Regions from separate parts of the Homo sapiens genome. Here region 2 is linked to region 1. Evidence: chromatin loops called from intact Hi-C (ENCODE). Cell type or tissue: mammary epithelial cell. All regions are shown on one strand. Each heading gives the region's core, and the rest is flanking DNA. Links, peaks and the distances in the headings are about the cores only.

Region 1 (10,231 bases), core at 975-8,974:
GTTCCGTTTTTTTTTTGGAGGTAGAGTCTTGCTCTATCCCCCAGGATGGAGTGCAGTGGCATGATCTCAGCTCACTGTAACCTCCACCTCCCAGGTTCAAGTGATTCTCCTGCCTCAGCCTGTCGAATAGCTGGGATTACAGATGCCTGCCACCATGCCTGGCTAATTTTTGTATTTTTAGTAGAGACGGGGTTTCGCCATGTTGGTCAGGCTGGTCTTGAACTCCTGACTGCAGGTGATCTGCCCGCCTCGGCCTCCCAAAGTGTTGGGATTACAGGCATGAGCCACTGCGCCCGGCCTTGCAGTGAGTATTTTGTAAGTATGGTAGTTTCCCCCCTTTTTCATGGTTTCCTTTATCCATGGTCAATAGTGGGCTGAAAATATAAAATGGAAAATTCTAGAAATAATTCATAAATTTAAAATAACTTTTATTACAGTATATTGTTATAATTGTTCTATTTTATTATTAGTTGTTGCTAATTTCTTACTGTGCCTAATTTATAAATTAAACCTTATCATAGGTATATATGTGTAGAAAAAAATAGCATATAAAAGATTTTGTACTGTCCACAGTTTCGGGCAACCCCTGGGGCCTTGGGACATACGCTCTGCGGACATTGGGGAACTACCATATTGTCTCATTTAGTCCTCATGGTCACTCTATGAGGTAGATAGTATTAGCCTCTCCATTATTCAGAAGAAACTGAGGCACAAAAGGTAAAGTAGGCAGACAATTTGACACACTGGTGAGATGGAAAAGTCATAAGGGAGGCTGGGTGGCGCTCCCTCCTGTCATCCCAGCACTTTGGGAGGCCGAGGTGGGCAGATCACTTGAAGTCAGGAGTTCAAGACCAGCCTGGCCAACATGGTGGAACCCTATCTCTACTAAAAATACAAAAATTAGCCAGGCGTGGTGGCGTGTGCCTGTAATCCCAACTCCTCAGAAGGCTGAGGCACAAGACTTGCTTGAACCCGGGAGGTGGAGGTTGCAGTGAGCGGAGATTGTGCCACTGCACTCCAGCCTGAGCAACAGTGTGAGACTCGGTCTTAAAAAAAATAAAGAAAAAGAAAAAAAAAAGTCATCATGGAGGAGCAGAAAGTGAAGCCATGGTCACATGAAATTGCCTAAGGATAGAAGAGTCCAGCTTCTTTCCCATCTTACCTCCATTGCACCCAGCTGGGCCCCTCTCAGGCCTGCCCTCCTGGCAGTAAATGGTGTGCCTGGGTCCACCTCGGGTGTGGTAGACTGTATGACCACAACAGGCCAGATTCAGTGGCTCATGCCTGTAATCCCAGCACCTTGGGAGGCCAAGGCAGGAGGACCTCTTGAGGCTAGGAGTTTGAGATCAGCCTGGGCAACATAGTGAGACTCACATCTCTACAAAAAATAAAAAAGCTAGCTAGATTTTTTTTTTTCCAGAACTTGGAAGGCCAAGGTGAGAGGATTGCTTGAACCCAAGAGTTTGAGGCTGCAGTGAGCTATGATTGGGACAGAGGGACCCTGTCTCTGGAAAAAAAAAAAAAAAAATGACCACAACAAAATCTGTCCCACTTGTCTTCTTGAACCTTACTGCTCTCCAGTCAAGATGTGGTGTCTAATTCCTCTCCCTATCAACATGGCAGGCTGTGGCTGGCTGTAACAATAGAATTCAGCTGAAGTGACACCTGAGGAATTCCGAGACCAGGGCAGAAAATGCCTTGTTGCCTGGGACACTCATGTCTGGGATCCTGAGCTGCTGTGCAGGCCCACCCCGAGGCCTCCATGCTGTGAGGAAGCCTCGGCCATGTGTGGGTGCTCTGGAAAACAGCCATGGTGGAGGTCCCATGTGACAGCCGGCGCTAACCACCAGGCTCCTGAGTGAAGATACCTCCACATGATACCTGCCTCCAGAGCCTTTGAGTCGCCCCAGCCACTCAATCTTCCCAGCTGAGACTACAGACATTCTGGAGTAGAGAAGCCATTCCTGTAGTACCCTATCTGAATTCTTTTTTTTTTCTTTCATAGAGACAGGGGTCTCCCTATGTTGCCCAGGCTGGTCTCAAACTCCCGGGGTCAAGCAGTTATCCTGCCTTGGCCTCGCAAAATGCTGGGATTACAGGCATGAGCCACTGCACCTAGCCCTGAATTCTTGACCTACAGAATCCTTGAGCATAATCAAATGATTGTTTTAAACCACTAGGTTTTTGGGGTAATTTGTTTCATAGCAAAAGTAAGGAGAACATTTTGTTGAGGAGAAAGAGGCTGTGTTTCTATGGTCCTACGGCTGCTGGAGGGACAGGGCAGAAGCTTTCACTTGCCTTTCCCCATTTGCCATGCCTCCCTGCTCTCATCTCATCTCAGCCTGTACTGGAATTACCTGTGGATGTGTCTGTCTGCCCTACCAGACTGGACTGTGAGCCCCTGTTGGGGAGGATGGCAGAAACTGTCTTGGTTGCCTCATATTCCCAGTGCCCAGCACAGAGCCTGGCACATAAGATAATCAGCAGATCCTTGCTGGGTACATGCACAGCGGTTGGTCTGATGTTTATTTCCCAGTTAGAACTGCTGGCAGTGGGGATCCCAAACCTTTTCCAAGGACTTCGTGGGAGCTGGAAGGAAGCTCTTGCTGGCTGCCTCCCACAGAAGCATATGATTGGACTGAAAGCAATTTTTCTGAAAGCATTCTGGTGAATACAACATTTTGATTGAAACAATGATTTGATTGAAAATGAGTATTTCCCAGTTGTTGTTTTTTTAAATATATATAATGTTGGTCATTCTCATGCTTTATCAAGCAATTTTCAATGCTTTAAGTTTTTAAGCATTTTTGTCCTTTTCCTGAACTTTTCAGGGGTTTTCCCTAATTATTTGTAATTTGTTTTTTAGCCCACTTTTACTGTTTTTTCAATATTTGTAATAGTACAAAATTGGAACTGCCTAACTGATTAGTGGGCTGCTTAAATTAAGGTATGAAATGTACCTCAATATATTAACATATATACAATAATTCCAGTTTTGTTAAAAAAAATTATGCACAAACATACAAATATCTAGAAAGATATCCACCAATGCTTCTTGACCAGGAGGCATTCACTGGGATACTCCCAGAAGACTTTTAAAAATAGTGATTTCTTTTCCTTTTGAGACCGAGTCTCACTCTGTTGCCCAGGCTGGAGTGCAGTGGCATTAGCTCACTGCAACCTCTGCCTCCTGGGTTCAAGTGATTCTCGTGCCTTAGCCTCCCGAGTATCTGGGACTACAGGCACCCACCACCACACCCGGCTAATTTTTCTATTTTTAGTAGAGATGGGGTTTCACCATGTTGGCCAGGCTAGTCTCGAACTCCTGACCTCAGGTGATCCTGCTGCCTCAGCCTCCCAAAGTGTTGGGATTACAGGTGTGAGCCACTGCTCCTGGCCTAAAATACTGATTTATTTATTTATTTATTTTTTTGAGACAGAGTCTCGCTCTGTTGCCCAGGCTAGAATGCAGTGGTGCAATCTCGGCTCACTGCAGTCTCCCCATTCTGGGTTCAAGCAATTCTCCTGCCTCAGCCTCCTGAGTAGCTGGGACTACAGGTGAATGCCACCATGCCTGGCTAATTTTTGTGTTTTTAGTAGAGAGGGGGTTTCATCATGTTGGCCAAGCTAGTCTGAAACTCCTGGTCTCAAGTGATCCGCCAGCCTTGGCCTCCCAAAGTGCCGGGATTACAGGTATGAGCCACCGTGCCCATCCTAAAATACTGATTCCTTCATGCCTGTAATCCCAGCACTTTGGGAGGCTGAAGTGGGAGGATCGTTTGAGTTCAGGAGTGTGAGACTAGCTTGGGCAAAATAGTAAGACTCTGTCTCAACAAAAAATAAAAAAATTAGGCCAGGTGCGGTGGCGCATACCTGTAATCCCAGCACTTTGGGAGGCCGAGGTGGGCGGATCACGAGGTAAGGAGTTCAAGACCTGCCTGGCCAATGTGGTGAAACCCCATCTCCACTAAAAATACAAAAAAATTAGCCAGGTATGGTGGCGGGCACTTGTAATCCCAGGTACTTGGGAGGCTGAGGCAGGAGAATTGCTTGAACTCAGGAGGCGGAGGTTGCAGTGAGCTGGGATTGCACCATTGCACTCCAGCCTGGGTGACAGAGCAAGACTCCATCTCAGGGGGAAAAAAAAAAAAATTACTCATGGTGGCACATGCCTATAGTCCCAGCTACTCAGGAGGCTGAGATGGGAGGATTGCTTAAGCCTGGGAGATCAAAGCTGCAGGAAGATCACTACTACACTCTAGCCTGGACCACAGAGCAAGACTCTGTCTCTGAAAAGTAAAAACAGTTTTGGTTTTTTTTTGAGACGGAGTCTTGCTCTGTGGCCCAGGCTGGAATGCAATGGCACAATCTTGGCTCACTGCAACCTCTGCCTCCCGGGTTCAAGCGATTCTTATGCCTCAACCTCCCAATTAGCTGGGATTACAGGCACATGTCGCCATGCCCAGCTAATTTTTGCATTTTTAGTAGAGAGGGGGTTTCACTATGTATGTTGCCCAGGCTGGTCTTGAATTCCTGACCTCAGGTGATCCACCCACCTCGGCCTCTCAAAGTACTGGGATTACAGGCATGAGCCACTGCACCCGGTCACTAAAAAATATTTTTTAAAAATTGATTCCTTTACTCCAGAAAGGGAAGAAGAAGAGATGGATACATAGGTAGGTAGGTAGGTAGGTAGGTAGGTAGGTAGATAGATAGATAGATAGATAGATAGATAGATAGATAGAGATTCCTGAGCTCTGTCTGGGAAAGCAGAAATCTGCTAGGATGGGGAGTGGGTTGGGAGTGGGGAACCAGACATCTGTATTTTTAAAAGGCATCTAGGATTGGGACCCCTGACTTAGAATCACAGAAGAGTAAACCAAGTAGGTACTTAATTCAGTCCTCATTTTGTGTATGGGTGAGTTAGACTCCAAGAAGGGACTTGCTCAGGGTCACACAGTGGGAGGGATGACAAGGACTAGAGTCCAGGCCTCCTGGCTCCTGGCCTAGTTGCCCTTTCCTCTTTGTTCTTGCTCCAGGTGTGAAAAGAAATTGTCTCTAGGTGGGATTATGGGATTTGTTTGAATCATTCTTTTGCATGTTTCTATTTTCTGACGTTTCTGTAAGAGTATCAGTTGCTTTTGGCACAAGATAAAAACAAAGAATAAAAGAAAGGATAAGGCCAGGTGCAGTGGCTTATGCCTGTAATCCCAGGACTTTGGGAGGCCAAGGCAGGTGGATCATTTGAGGTCAGGAGTTCAAGACCAGCCTGGGCACAGGGACATGGTGAGACCCTGTCTCTACTAAATATACAAAAATTAGTCAGGCCTGGTGGCTCATGCCTGTAATCCTAGCTACTTGGGAGGCTGAGGCAGGAGAATCGCTTGAACCCAAGAGGTGAAAGTTGCAGTGAGCTGAGATCACACCACTGCACTCTAGCCTGGACAACAGAGAGAGACTCTGTCTCAAAAAAAAAAAAAAAAAAAAGGAAGAAATAAAAGATAATTCTGTTAAAGCTATTTTACCTGGTGTCTCCTCCCCCACTTCCCTACCCTCCCTCCCTCCCCAACTACCAGCACCCCCGGGCAGTGGCACTACTTACTGTCCCATACCGCATTGCCTCTACAAAGACTGTGGCCTTTAGGGACAGTCTGGCTCAGAGTTAGGGACACACAGATCATACGTCTGAGCCAGGTCCAGGGAAGTCAGTGTACTCTGGGTACACAGATCCCCTGGGCCTGGCCCACCCAAGACTGCGTAGATGCCAGGTGGAGAGAGGCAGGCCCTAGAGTAGAGGTCCCCAGGGCACTGGCCCTTGAGCCACCAGGAAGCCCCACCAGAGGGCAGCAGAAGCCTGGTCCAGAGCTCCCATCAAGCCTCCCATGGGGATGTCACTGGGGTTCAGGGAAAGCTTCAGGGAGAATTTAGGTACTGTTCTGAAGGAGGGGAGTTGGAAAGGGTACTTTAGGTTTGTGTGAGGGCATGGCCTGTACAAAGCTAAGGAGGCAGGAATTCATGAATCAAAATGTGCCAAGGTGGGGACAAGAGAGCACTAGAATGTAAGCTCCTTGCAGGCAAGAACTGTGTCTGTTGTGTGTATGCAGCTATACTGTTAGAACAGTGCCTAGCACATGATATGTATTCCATTGATATTTATTAATCAAAGACATGAATGGGAATACTGCTGGTGGGGAGGAAATGAGGAAGAGAAAGGGCAGCAAATGTTTGGGTAGAGGACAAAAAAGAAAATAACTTTTACTTACTGAGCACCTACTCTTTGTTGGGCAATGTGCTAAATGTTTCTAAACTAAGAAAGTAGTACATGCTTAAGGTGAAAAAAATATTAAAGTTTTTTAAAATATAAAACAGGTCTTACCCGTACACCAGAACTTCTAGCCTCCTTTTCAGAAGCTAACAATGTTTTTTTGCATATTTTTCTAGAAATGTTATACACATGTTGGCCGGGCACAGTGGCTCACACGTATAATCCCAGCACTTTGGGAGGCCGAGGCAGGCAGATCACGAGGTCAGGAGTTTAAGACCAGCCTGGCCAACATAGTGAAACCCCATATCTACTAAAAATATAAAAAATTAGCCGGGCTTGGTGGCGGGCACCTGTAATCCCAGCTACTCGGGAGGCTGAGGCAGGAGAATTGCTTGAACCCAGGAGCCGGAGGTTGCAGTGAGCCGAGATTGCACCATTGCACTCCAGCCCGGGTGACAGTGCGAGACTCCATCTCACACACAAAAAAAGAAAGAAATGTTATACACATGTACCTCGGGTCACCTGCTCCCTTCCATGTCTCTCAGAACTTCCAGACACATATTCTCTTAGAGCAGCATTTTTCAAAGTGTAGTCTGGAACTTCCTTCAACGGAATCACCTGGTGGGAATATAACTTATTAAACATGCAGAATCTCTTAGCTGGGCATGGTGGTGCACACCTGTAGTCCCAGCTACTCGGGAGGTTGAGGCAGGAGGATAGTTTGAGCCTGGGAGATGGAGGCTGCAGTGGGCCGTGATCGTGTCACTGCACTCCAGCTTTAGCGACAGAGTGAGACCCTGTCTCAAAAACAAACAAACAAACAAACAAACAAGAAAAACAGAATCTCAGGCCTCATACAGAACCACACAATCAAGGGAAGGGAATCTGTATTTTAACAAACTGTAGGGAATTCTGATGCCCATTAAAGTTTGAGAAGCACTGCCTGGACTCACACAATCACTCACTGAGGAGAGGGTTCAGATAGGGATTGCATTGAATCTGTAGATTGCTTTGGGTAGTATGGACATTTTAATAATACTGATTCTTCCAATCCATGAACGTGGAATATTTTTCCATTTTTTTGGTGTCCTTTTTAGTTTCTTTCATCAGTGTTTTATGATATTCATTATAGAGATCTTTAACTTCTTTGGTTAATTCCTAGGTATTTAATTTTATTTGTGGCTATTGTAAATGGCATTACATTTTAATTTCTTTTTCCGATTGTTCATTGTTGGCATGTAGAAATGCTACTAATTTTTGTATGTCGATTTTATATCTTGCAAATTTATTGAATTTTTATCACTTCTAATAGGTTTTTTGTGGAGTCTTTAGGTTTTTTTGAAATATAAGATTATATCATCTATAAATAAGGATAATTTGACTTCTTCCATTTCAATTTGGATGCCCATTATTTCTTTCTCTTGTCTGACTGCTCTAGCTAGGACTTCCAGTACTATGTTGAGTAACAGTGATGAAAGTGGGCATCCTCATTGTGTTCTTAGAGGAAAGGCTTTCAGTATGATATTAGCTGTCTGTCACATAGGGCTTTTATTATATTAAGGTATATTCCTTCTATTCCAGTTTTTTTGAGGGTTTTTATCTTGAAGGGATGTTAAATTTTATCAAATGCTGTTTCAGCATCAATTGAAGTGATCATACTGTTTTTATTCTTCATTCTGTTGATATGATATATCACATTAATTGATTTGCATATGTTGAACCATCCTTGCATCCCAGGGACAAATCCCACTTGGTCATGATGAATGATCTTTCTAATATATTGCTGAATTTGCTTGTGTTTTTTGAGGATCTTTGCATTAATATTCATAAGAGGTACTAGCTTGTAGTTTTATTTTTTTGATGTGTCTTTGTCTTGTTTTGGTATCAGGGTCATACTAGCCTCATAGAATGAGATTGGAAGTATTCCCCCCTCTTACTATTTTTTGGAATACTTTGAGTAGAATTGGTATTAGTTTTTCTTTAAATGCTTGGTAAAATTCAGCAGGGTAGGGATCAGGTTCTGGGCTTTTCTTTGCTGGGAGACTTTTTATTACAGCTTTCAACTTGTTATCTGTTACTGATCTGTCAGATTTTGGATTTCTTCCTGGTTCAATCTTGGTGGGTTGTATCTGTCTAGGAATTTGTCCATTTATTCTAGATTTTCCAATTTATTGGCATATACTTGCTCGTAGTAGCCACTAATGATCCTTTGAATTTCTTCAGTATCAGTTATAATGTCTCCTTTTTCATTTCTGATTTTATTTATCTGAGTCTCTCTTTTTTATTTTTTATTTTTTTGAGACAGACTCTCACCCTGTTGCCCAGGCTGGAGTGCAGTGGCGTGATCTTGGCTCACTGCAACCTCTACCTTCCAGGTTCAAGCAATTCTTGTGCCTCAGCCACTTGAGTGGCTGGGACTACATGCGTGTGCCACCACACCTAGCTAATTTTCGCACTTTTAGTAGAGATGGGTTTTTACCATGTTGGCCAGGTTGGTCTTGAACTCCTGACCTCAAATGATCCACCCACCTCAGTCCCCCAAAGTGCTGGGATTATAGGCATGAGCCACCATGCCTGCCCCTTCTCTCTTTTTTTTCTTAGTCTGGCTAAAGTGTTGTCAATTTTGTTTAACTTTTCAAACAACCAACTTTTTGTTTCATTGATCTTTTGTATTGTTTTCTTTATTTCAATTTCATTTATTTCTGCTCTGATCTTCATTATTTCTTTTCTTCTACTAATTTTGCATTTGGTTTGCTCTTGCTTTTCTAGTTCTTTAAGATGCATTAGGTGTTTTTTTTTTTTTTTTTTTTTTTAACGTAGGCACTTATAGCTGTAAACTTCCCTCTTAGTATTGTTTCGGTATCTTGTGTTTCCATTATCATTTGTTTCAAGGAAATTTTAAGTTTCCTTCTTAATTTCTTCTTTGACCTACTGGCACATTCAAGAGAATGTTGTTTCTTTTTTTTTTTTTTTTTTTTTTCAGTGCTCCAAGACATCTGAAACATTGTTTAATTTCTGTGTATTTGTATAGTGTCCAAAACTATTCTTGCTATTAATTTCTATTTTTATTCCATTGTGGTCAGAGAATATGCTTGATATTATTTCAATTTTTTTTTTTTTTTTTTTTTTTTGAGACAGGGTGTTGCTCTGTCACCCAGGCTGGAGTGCAGTGGCAAAATCTCGGCTCACTGCAAGCTCTGCCTCCTGGGTTCAAGCTATTATCCTACCTCAGCCTCCCAAGCAGCTGGGATTACAGATCCACACCACCACACCTGGCTAATTTTTGTATTTTTGTAGAGATGGGGTTTCACCATGTTGGCCAGGCTGGTCTCGAACGCCTGACCTCAAGTAATCCGCCCACCTCAGCTTCCCAAAGTGCTGGGATTATACGTGTGAGCCACTGTGCCCAGCCAATTTTTTTTTCAATGTTTTAAGACTTGTTTTGTGACCTAACATATGGCCTATCCTTGAGAATGATCCATGTGCTGAGGAAAAGAATGTGTATCCTGCAGTCATTGGGCAAAATGTTTTGTAAATATCTGTTAGATCCATTAGGTGTATAGTGCAGATTAAGTCTGATGTTTCTTTCTTGATTTTCTGTCTGGAAGATCTGTCCAAATCTGAAAGAGGGGTGTTGAAATCTCCAACTATTATTGTATTGGAGCCTATCTCTCTCTTCAGCTCTAATAATGTCTGCTTTGCATATCTGGGTGTTCCAGTATTATGTGCATATATATTTTAAATTGTTGTATCCTCTTGCTGAATTGACCTCTTTATCATTACATAGAGTCCTTCTTTGTCTTTTGTTTCGTTTGGTTTTTTTTGGGATGGAGTTTGGCTGTTTCACTCAGACTGGAGTGCAGTGGCATGATCTCGGCTGACTGCAACCTCTGCCCCCCGGGTTCCAGTGATTCTCCTGCCTCAGCCTCCCAAGTAGCTGGGATTATAGGCACGCACCACCACACC
Region 2 (10,231 bases), core at 1,107-9,106, 430 kb after region 1:
CCAAAGGATTATAAATCATGCTGCTATAAAGACACATGCACACATATGTTTATTGCGGCACTATTCACAGTAGCAAAGAATTGGAACCAACCCAAATGTCCAACAATGATAGACTGGATTAAGAAAATGTGGCACATATACACCATGGAATACTATGCAGCCATAAAAAATGATGAGTTCATGTCCTTTGTAGGGAGATGGGTGAAGCTGGAAACCATCATTCTCAGCAAACTATCGCAAGGACAAAAAACCAAACACCGCATGTTCTCAGTTATAGGTGGGAATTGAACAATGAGAACACTTGGACACAGGAAGGGGAACATCACACACCAGGGCCTGTTGAGGGGTGGGGGGAGGGATAGCATTAGGAGATATACCTAATGTAAATGACGATTTAATGGGTGCAGCACACCAACATGGCACATGTATACATATGCAAGAAACCTGCACATTGTGCACATGTACCCTAGAACTTAAAGTATAAAAAAAAAAAAAAAGAATGAGACCCTATGTCCAAAAAAATGTGAATGGAAAAAACATTTTTCCTTCCAGGCCTTGCCTATAAAACGTTGCACACATATTCCTGCACACTGTACCTTTCCCTGCTTGCTGGAATGATGGTGACCAAAGCGACCTTGAGAAATATATTTTAAGGATGGCCAAGGCTTCATTAGCTTAGGATCCAGACATATCCGTGACCTTGGAATACCCACCCTCATTCTTAGATGAGAAGGAAATAAGGCATCTTATTCGATCCATTGTCTATTGCATTCTGTTTATTATAGTAGTTCAATCATTTACCCTAATCAACATCCAGTGTTTTTGGGATCTAACTAAAGCAGTTATTTGGGGAAATTTATAGTTTAATAAATTTATTTTGAAACTATTGAAAAGCTGGGTGTGGTGGCTCATGCCTGTAATCCCAGCACTTTGGGAGGCTGAGGCGGGCAGATCTCAAGGTCAGGAGTTCAAGACCAGCCTGGCCAACATGGTGAAACCCCATCTCTACCAAAAATACAAAAATTAGCTGGGCATGGTAGTGCACGCCTGTAGTCCCAGGTACTCAGGAGGCTGAGGCAGGAGAATCGTTGGAACCCAGCAGGTGGAGGGTGCAGTGAGCTGAGATCACACCACTGCACTCCAGCCTGGGCGATAGAGCAAGACTGCATCTCAAAATAAAAAGATAAGTATTTGGCTGAAGAAGCTGGAATAAGAAGAATAGTAAATCTAAAAAAGAACTTGAAATAAATTAAGAATATAAATGAATGGGAAAGTAAGGAAGAAACAGTAGAGATCAAGAATCCAAAAGCTTGTTGTTTCAAAAAAAAATAGGCCAATTTCTAGAGAGACTAATCAACAACAAAAATAATGAAGACACCATTAAACACTAGCAGAGGAAAAGGGGACATAATTAGTCTATTATTCTGTTCTCAGGCTGCTATAGGGACATACCCAAGACTGGGCAATTTATAAAGGAAAGAGGTTTAATTGACTCAAAGTTCTGTGGAGCTGGGTAGGCCTCAGGAAACTTACACTCATGGCAGAAGGGGAAGCAAACATGTCCTTCTTCACATGGCAGCAGCAAGGATGTGCAGAATGAAGGGTGGGAAAACTCCCTTATAAAACCATCAGATCATGTGAGAATTCACTATCATGAGAACATCATGGAGGCAACTGCCCCCATGATTCAATTGCCTCCCACCAGGTCCCTCCCACAACAAATGGGGATTATGGGAACTACAGTTTAAGATGAAATTTGGGGTAGGGGGACAGAGCCAATCCATATCATTTTGCCCCGGGCCCTCCCATATCTCATGTCCTCACATTTCAAAATACAATCATGCCTTCCCAACAGTCCCCCAAAATCTTAACTCATTCCAGCATTAACTCAAAAGTCCAAGTCCAAAGTCTTATTTGAGACAAGGCAAGTCCCTTCTACCTATGAGCCTGTAAAATCAAAAGCAAGTTACTTACTTCCTAGATGCAATGAGGGTACAGGCAGTGGGTAAATACAGCCATTCCTAATGGGAGAAATTGACCAAAACGAAGAGGCTACAGGCACCATGCAAGTCTGAAATCCGGTGGGACAGTCAAATCTTAAAGCTCCAAAATGATCTCTTTTGACTCCATGCCTCACATCCAGGTATTGCTGATGTAAGAGGTGGACTTCCATGACCTTGGGCAGCTCTGACCCTGTAGCTTTGCAGGGCACAGCCCCCCTCCCAGCTGCTTTCATGACTGGTATTGAATGTCTGTGGGTTTTCTAGGAGTATGGTGCAAGCTGTCAGTGGGTTTACCATTCTGAAGTCTGGAGGATGGTGGCCTTCCTCTCACAGCACCACTAGGCAGTGCCCCATTGGGGACTCTGTGTGGGGGCTCTGACCCCACATTTCCCTTCTGCGCTGCCCTAGCAGAGGCTCTCCATGAGGGCTCCACCCCAGGACCACACCTCTGCTTGGACATCTAGCCATTTCTATACATTTTCTGAAATCTAGACAGAGGTTCCCAAACCTCAATTCTTGTTTCTGCACACCCACAGGACCAACACCATGTGGAAGCTTCCAAGGCTTGGGGCTTGCATGCTCTGAAGCAATGGCCTGAACTCCTTTTAGCCACAGCTGGAGTGGCTGGGATTCAGGACACCAAGTCCAGAGGCTGCACACAAGAGGGGGGCCCTGGACCTCACCCAGGAAACCATTTTTCCCTCCTAGGCTTCTGGGCCTGTGATGGGAGGGGCAGCTGTGAAGTGTCTGATTTTCTGCATTGTCTTGGTGATTAGCATTTGGCTCCTTCTTACTTATGCAGATTTCTGTAGCTGGCTTGAATTTCTCCCCCAGAAAACAGGTCTTTGTTTTCTACTGCATCATCAGACTGCATATTTTCCACACTTTAATGCTCTGTCACCCTGAATGCTTTGTGGCTTAAAAATTTCTTCTGCCGGATACACTAAGTCATCTCTCTCAAGTCCAAAGTTCCACAGATCTCTATGGCAGGGGCAAAATGCCACCACTCTGTCTTTGCACAGCAAGAGTTACCTTTGCTCCAGTTCCCAACAAGTTCCTCATCTCCATCTGAGGCCACCTCAGCCTGGACTTTATTGTCCATATCACTATCAGCATTTTGGTCAAAGCCATTCAACAAGTCTCTAGGAACCTCCAGAGTTTCTCACATTTTCCTATCTTCTTCTGAACCCTCGAAATTGTTCTAACCTCTGCCTGTTACCCAGTTTCGAAGTTGCTTCCACGTTTTTGAGTATCTTTACAGCAGTGCCCCACTACCTGGTACCAATTTACTGTATTAGTCCATTCTCACGGTGCTATAAGGACATACCCAAGACTGGGTAATTTATAAAGGAAAAATGTTTAATTGACTCACAGTTCTGCAGGGCAGAGGAGGCCTCAGGAAACTAACAATCATGTCAGAAGGGGAAGCAAACATCTTCTTTTTCACATGGTTGCAGCAAGGAGAAGTGCAGAGTGAAGGGTGGGAAAAAACCCTTATAAAACCATCAGAACTCGTGAGAACTCACTGACTATTATGAGAACAGCATGGAGGTAACTGCCCCCGTGATTCGATTACCCCTCACTGGGTCCCTCCCACGACACATGGGGATTATGGGAACTACAGTTCAAGATCAGATTTGGGTGGAGATACAGCCAAACCATATCAATTAGAGATAAAATAGAAAAATTTAAACATTACAATGGAAAACTAAAAATAATTTGAAAAGTTAGATAAAATAGAAATTTTCTAGAAAAATGTAAGCTACTAAATTTACTGAAACATAAAAAACCTTAATAATCAGTACCCACTAAATCAATAGACTTGATTAAATAAAACCTAGTAAGCTACATTCAAATAATACAATAAATTAAAATAAATTCTAAGCTCAGTTTTATATGTGAGGAACAAATAATTTCTATTTTTCACCAAATTTGAGAATCTTTTGACCATTATTTTATCAAATATTCTTATTTCCCCATTCTCTCTTTCTCCTCTTTCTGAGACTCCAGCTTTCATGTTGGATCTTTTGATATTGCCATGCAAATTCCTAAGGCACTGTTTTTTTTTTCTTCCATTTTTTTCTTCTCTTTTCTTCTAATTGCTTTTATTGATCTACAAATTCACAGACTTTTCCCTCCATCACCTTTATTTTACTATGTTCATATAATGAACTTTATGTTAGATTTTTTATTTTCCAGTCCTAAGTTTCTCTTTTTTCCTTTTGTATTTCCTATTTCTCTGCTTAGATTTGCTACTTTTTCATTGATTATGAACATATTTTCTTTTATTTCATTAAGCATATTTATAATAGCAGCTTTAAAGTTCTTGTCTGATAATTTCAGCATCTGGTTCATTTTGGGATTGGTGTTTGTTGATCATCTTTTCTCTAGAAAATGAATCACATTTTCCTGATTCTTCATGTCAAGAAATTGTAGATTGAATCTTGATCATTATGATATCATGTTGCTTAGCTTTTAGATTATTTTATAGTCCTACAAATGAAGCTGATGTTTTTATTTTATAAGGCAATTAGCTTGGTTAGATTTAAACTGAGAAGTTTCTCTTGCCTTTGATTGGGAACAGCTCAACTGTCATTTCTGGTTGATTTTAGTCGGCCCCATATATGCCAGAGACTTAGGCAAGAGTTATATATGGAATTTGGAGTTCCTGTTCCCTGACAGTCTCCTATTCAGGATTCTTTCCTTACTCTCTGGTGGCCCTGATTACCTTGACTCTTTCCCTTGCTTTTCCCAGCTATAAAGACACTGTGCTTTCTATTGAAGTTTTAGCTGTTCCATGCTGCTCTGGGTCTGTGGCTGCCTTCAAGACAAAGCCACACAAAGTGGGAAACTCACTTACACCCACAGCTTCTTTCAAGTTTCAACTCTGCTTTTATTTATTCTTCAGAGCTCTCAGGTAGTTGTTTTTTGCATTTTGTCAGAATTTATAGTTGTTTTCTGTGGAAGGTTAAGGTCCTGTTACGAGTTTACTTCCCCATACTGGAAGTGGCAGTAATTCTGATTTTAAACTGTTTCAGAGAATATATAAAGAGAGGAACATACATCCAGAAATTTAATTTAATTTTGCAGGTAGCATAGCATTGACAATAAAATGAATAAGTTAGTTCCAGGAAGTAAAAAACTGTGCTCAGTGTCACTTATGCAGTTTGATGGGAAAATTCTGAATAAATATTAGAAAACAACAAATTACAGTATTAAAAATACTATTTAGATCATGGTGTGGCAGGGCCCTCTCAACTCCATGTCCAGGTGGATATCCAGGCATTTGGAGCACCTGTTCTCCTGGTTCAGCAGCTTGACCCTACCCATCCCAGCTTTCCTGTGCAGAGATCCTGGTACAGGGAGGCCCTCTCCACTTCATGCCCAGGCAGATCCCCAGGAATTTGGAGCACCAGCTCACTTGGATCAACAGCCTGAGCAACCCTACCCTTCCTGTGCAGAGATCCTGGTGCAGGGAAGCCCTCTCTGCTGTATGCCCAGGCAGATCCTCAGGCATTCAGAGGATCTGCTTGCCTGGTTCAGAAGCCTGAGCCACTCCGCTCCTCCTGTGCAGAAATCTTGGTGCAGGGGGTCCCTCTCCACTCCACGCCTAGGCAGATCTCCGGACATCTGGACCACTCACTCTTTTGGATTAGGAATTTAGGCTGCACCCCATTCCTGTGCCAAAGAGGGCCGAGGAGGTTGCTTTGCTCCATGCTTAGGCAGACGTCTGAGTGCTTGGTGCTCACCTATTCGATTCTCCCTCAGTGCTGGTGCTTGTGCCTGCCCTCCGGGGACCTTTAGGCAGAGACCTGCCCAGTCTGACCCTGCCCATAGTGGCCCCTTCACCCTGCCCCAGGGCTGAGCAGGAAGCTCAGACCACTGCGCAGGAATCAGTCCAGTGCCTGAGGCAACAGAGAGCTTCGGCCAGTAAACAAGGAGGAAGTATGTACCCAGCTGTGTGGAAAAAAAATATTTTCCAGACAAGCTAAAAGCTGACTGTTATTGATAAGTGCCATCTACTGGCTTGTAGGTCAAACTGCACAGTCCAATACAAAACCTGCCCAAAGAAGTGCATGGGACTTTAGAAGCAAAGCCAGCAGACCTTGGGGGAAAGGGAAAGAAAAAACCCCCAGTAATGTAGGGAAAAAGAGAAAAAGAAAAAATCCTACCCACATGAAAATAATTACAAAAATTAGAAGTGTCAGTGTCTCCAGATGAGAAGGAACCAAAGGAAGAATTTTGGCACCATGAAAAATCTGAATGTAATGACACCACTAAAGGATCACATTAGCTCTCTAGCAATGGACCCTAACCAAAATGGAAACTCAGAAATGACAGATAAAGAATTCAAAGCATGGATTGCAAGGAAGCTCAATGAGATCCAAGACAAGGTTGAAAGTCAATGCAAATAAACTTCTCAAGCAATCCTAGAAACGAAGGAAGAGATAAGTGTCTTTAAAAAATAAATCAGAGCTTCTGCAATTGAAAAACTCACTTAAAGAATTTTGAAATACAATTGAAATCTTTATCAATAAACTGGACCAAGAAGAAGAAATAATTTCAGAGCTTGAAGACCAGTCTTTGTAACTAACCCAGTTAGACAAAAATAAAGAAAAAGAATTTAAAAAAAATGTACAAAGTCTTCAAGAAATATGGAATTATGTAAAGCAACCAAACCTATGAATTATTGGCATTTCTGAGAGATAAAGAGAAAAAGTAAACAATCTGGAATATATATTTGAGGGAATTATTTAAGAAAATTTCCCTAATCTTGCTAGAGAGGTAGACATCCAGATCCAAGAAATCCAGAGAACACCTGCCTAATACTATACAAAGTGAACTTTACCAAGGCATATTGTCACCAGACTGTCCAAGGTCAATGCTAAAGAAAAAATCTTAAAGGCAACTAGAGAAAGGTCATGTACAAAGGGAATCCCATCAGGCTAACAGTGGACTTTTCAGTAGAAACTTTACAAGCCAGAAGAAGTTGGGGGCCTATTTTCAGCATTCTTAAAGGAAAGAAATTCCAACCAAGAATTTCATGTCCTGTCAAAGTAGGCTTTATAAGTGAAAGAGAAATAAAAAATATTTTCCAGACAAGCTAACACTAAGTGAATTTGTTATCATTAGACCAACCTTACGGGAGATCCTTAAGGGAGTTTTAAACATGCATACAAAAGAATGATACCATCTACCACCAAAACACACTTAGGTACATAGCCTAAAGACCTTATAAAGCAACCACGCAATAGAAACTACAAAGCAACAAAGTAACAACCTTATGATAGGATCAAACCTCACATATCAATATTAGCCTTGAATGTAAATACTTTAAACCCCCCACTTAAAAGGCACAGAGTGGAAAGTTTGGATTAGAAAACAAGACTCATCTGTCTGCTGTCTTGAAGACACCCATCTCACACATAACAACATCCATAGGCTCAAAGTAGAGGGTTAGAGAAAGGTCTGTCATGCACATGGAAAACAATAAAGAATAGGGATCACTGTTCTTACATCAGATAAAACAGACTTCAAGCCAACCATAGTAAAAAAAGACAAAGAAAGGCATTATATAATGATAAAGGGTTCAATTCAACAAGAAGACTTAACTGTCCTACATATAACACATCCAATGGTGGAGCACTCAGATTCATAAAACAAGTACTTCTAGACCTATGAAAAGACTTAGACAGTTACACAATAATAGTGGGGAACTTCAACACCCTGACTGTCAGCATTAGACAGCACTGAGGCAGAAAACTAACAAATTTTAGACTTAAACTTGTCACTTGACCAACTGGACCTAATAGACATCTACAGAACAATCCACCCATCAACCACAGAGTATACAGTCTTCTCATCTGCATGTAGAACATACTCCAAGATCAACCACATGCTTGACCATAAAGCAAGTCTCAATAAATTAAAAAAAATCAAAATTATACCAACTATACTCTCAGACCACAGTGGAATAAAAATAGATGTGAATACCAAGAAGATCCCTCAAAAACACACACTTATAAGGAAATGAAACAACTTACCCCTGGATGACTTTTGGGTAAACAATGAAATTAAGGCAGAAATAAACACATTATTTGAAAAAAATGAAAACAGACACATAACATACCAAAATCTCTGGGATGCAGTAAAAGCAATGTTGAAAGGAAAGTTTATAGTGGTAATTGCCTACCTCAAAAAGTTAGCAAGATATCAAATTAATGATCTAACATTATACCTACAGGAACTAGAAAAACAAGAACAAACTAACCCCAAAGCTAGCAGAAGAAAAGAAATAATTAAAATCTGAGTGAAACTGAATGAAATTGAGACCCAAAAATCCATACAAAGAATCAACAAACTAAGAGCTGGTTATTTGAAAAGATAAAATTGATAGACCATTAGCTAGATTAACAAAGAAAAAAAAGATTCACATAAACTCCATCAGAAATGACAAAAGGTGACATTACAACTGATCCCACATAAATACAAAATATCCATAGAAAATATTATGAACATCTCTATGCACACAAACTATCAAATCTAGAGGAAATTGATAAATTACCAGAAACACACAACCTCCCATGATTGAATAACGAAGCAACTGAAACCCTGAACAGACCAAGATTGAGTTCTGAATTAGAATCAGTAATAAAAAGCCTACCAACCAAAAACAAAAAGCCTCAGCTGGATGGATTCACAGCTAAATTCTACTAGATGCACAAAGAAGAGCTGGTATCAATTCTACTAAAACTATCCCCAAAAATGGAGGAGGAAGGACTCCTTCCTATCTCATTCTATGAAGTAAGCATCACTCTGATACCCAAACCTGGCAAAGTCACAATGAAAAAATAAAACAATGAGCCAATATTCCTGGTGAGTATAGACACAAAAGTCTTCAAGAAAATAATAGCAAACCAAACCCAACAGTACATCAAAAAGTTAATTCACCACGATAAAAAGGTTTCATTTCTCAAATGCAAGGTTTGTTCAACAGACACAAATTAATAAATGTGATTCACCACATAAACAGAGTTAAAAACAAAAACTATATTATCATCTCAATAGATGTGGAAAAAGCTTTTGATAAAATCCAACATCGCTTCGTGGTAAAAATTCTCAAGAAACTAGGCATCGAAGGAACATACCTCAAAATAAAAAGACCCATCTATTACGCACCACAGCCAATGTCATGCTGGAATGGCAAAAACTAAAAGCATTCCCCTTGAGAACTGGAATAAGACAAGGATGCCCACTGTTATACCACTCCTATTCAACACAGTACTGGAAGTGTTAGCCAGAGCAGTCAGGCAAGAGACAGAAATGAAAGTCAACCAAATAGGAAAAGAAGAAGTCAAACTCTTTTCACAGATTATATGATTCTATACTTAGAAAAGCCTGAAGACTCTGGCAAAAGGCTCTTGGAACTGATAAACAACTTCAGTAAAGTTTCAGGATACAAAATCAACATACAAAAATCAGCATCATTTCTATACACCAATAATGTTCAAGCTGAGAGCCACTTACAGTAGTCATATCCAGGAAATATCTAGGAATATATCTAACCAAGGAGGTGAAGGAGCTCTACAAGGAGAAATACAAAACACTGCTAAAAGAAATCATAGATGACACAAATGGAAAAACATTTCATGCTCATGCATTGGAAGAATCAATATCGTTAAAATGGCCATACTGCTCAAAGCAACCTACAGATTCAGATTCATTGCAATCCCTATCAAAATACCAATGTCATTTTTCTTTTCTTTTCTTTCTTTTTTTTTTTTTTTGAGATGGAGTCTTGCTGTCGCCTAGGCTGGAGTGCAGTGGTGTGATCTCGGCTCACTGCAACCTCCGCCTCCTGGGTTCAAGAGATTCTTCCTCAGCCTTCCAAGTAGCTGCGACTACTGGTGTATACCACCATACCCAGCTAATTTTTTTGTATTTTTAGTAGAGATGTGGTTTCACCATATTGGCCAGGCTGGTCTCCACCTCCTGACCTCAAGTGATCCACCCACCTCGGCCTCCTAAAGTGCTGGGATTGCAGGCGTGAGCAACCATGCCCGGCCCCAATGTCATTTTTCACGGAACTAGAAAAGACTATTTTAAAGTTCATATGGAACCAGAAAAGAGCCCAAGTAGCCAAAGCAATCTTAAGAAAAAAGAACAAAGCTGGAGGCATCACATTACCTGACTTCCAACCATACTATAAGGCTACAGTAACCAAAACA

What was found. A loop is a pair of places that touch in the nucleus more often than their neighbours do. Peaks named below come from ENCODE experiments on the same cell type or tissue, not always from the same donor. Only the 100,000 strongest peaks of a DNase experiment are listed, where the experiment ranks them.
Region 2: it touches region 1 in a loop (11-fold over the local background); 2 of 110 quality-filtered maps call a loop at or near these places.

Annotation. Positions count from the first base shown.
Region 1 is chr11:17,059,206-17,069,436 of GRCh38, reverse strand. No RefSeq gene overlaps it. Among named protein-coding and RNA genes, the nearest start is that of SNORD14A, 10 kb to the left of the region's middle. In mammary epithelial cell, for the core only: a CTCF peak has its summit at 5,843 (motif pointing right); no DNase peak of the experiment used is centred there.
Region 2 is chr11:16,628,180-16,638,410 of GRCh38, reverse strand. The region is part of intron 2 of LOC105376571 (a long non-coding RNA gene); the gene reads right to left. It also overlaps a transcript of SOX6 not described here. Among named protein-coding and RNA genes, the nearest start is that of C11orf58, 110 kb to the left of the region's middle. In mammary epithelial cell, for the core only: a CTCF peak has its summit at 6,027 (motif pointing left); no DNase peak of the experiment used is centred there; H3K27me3 peaks cover 311 bases.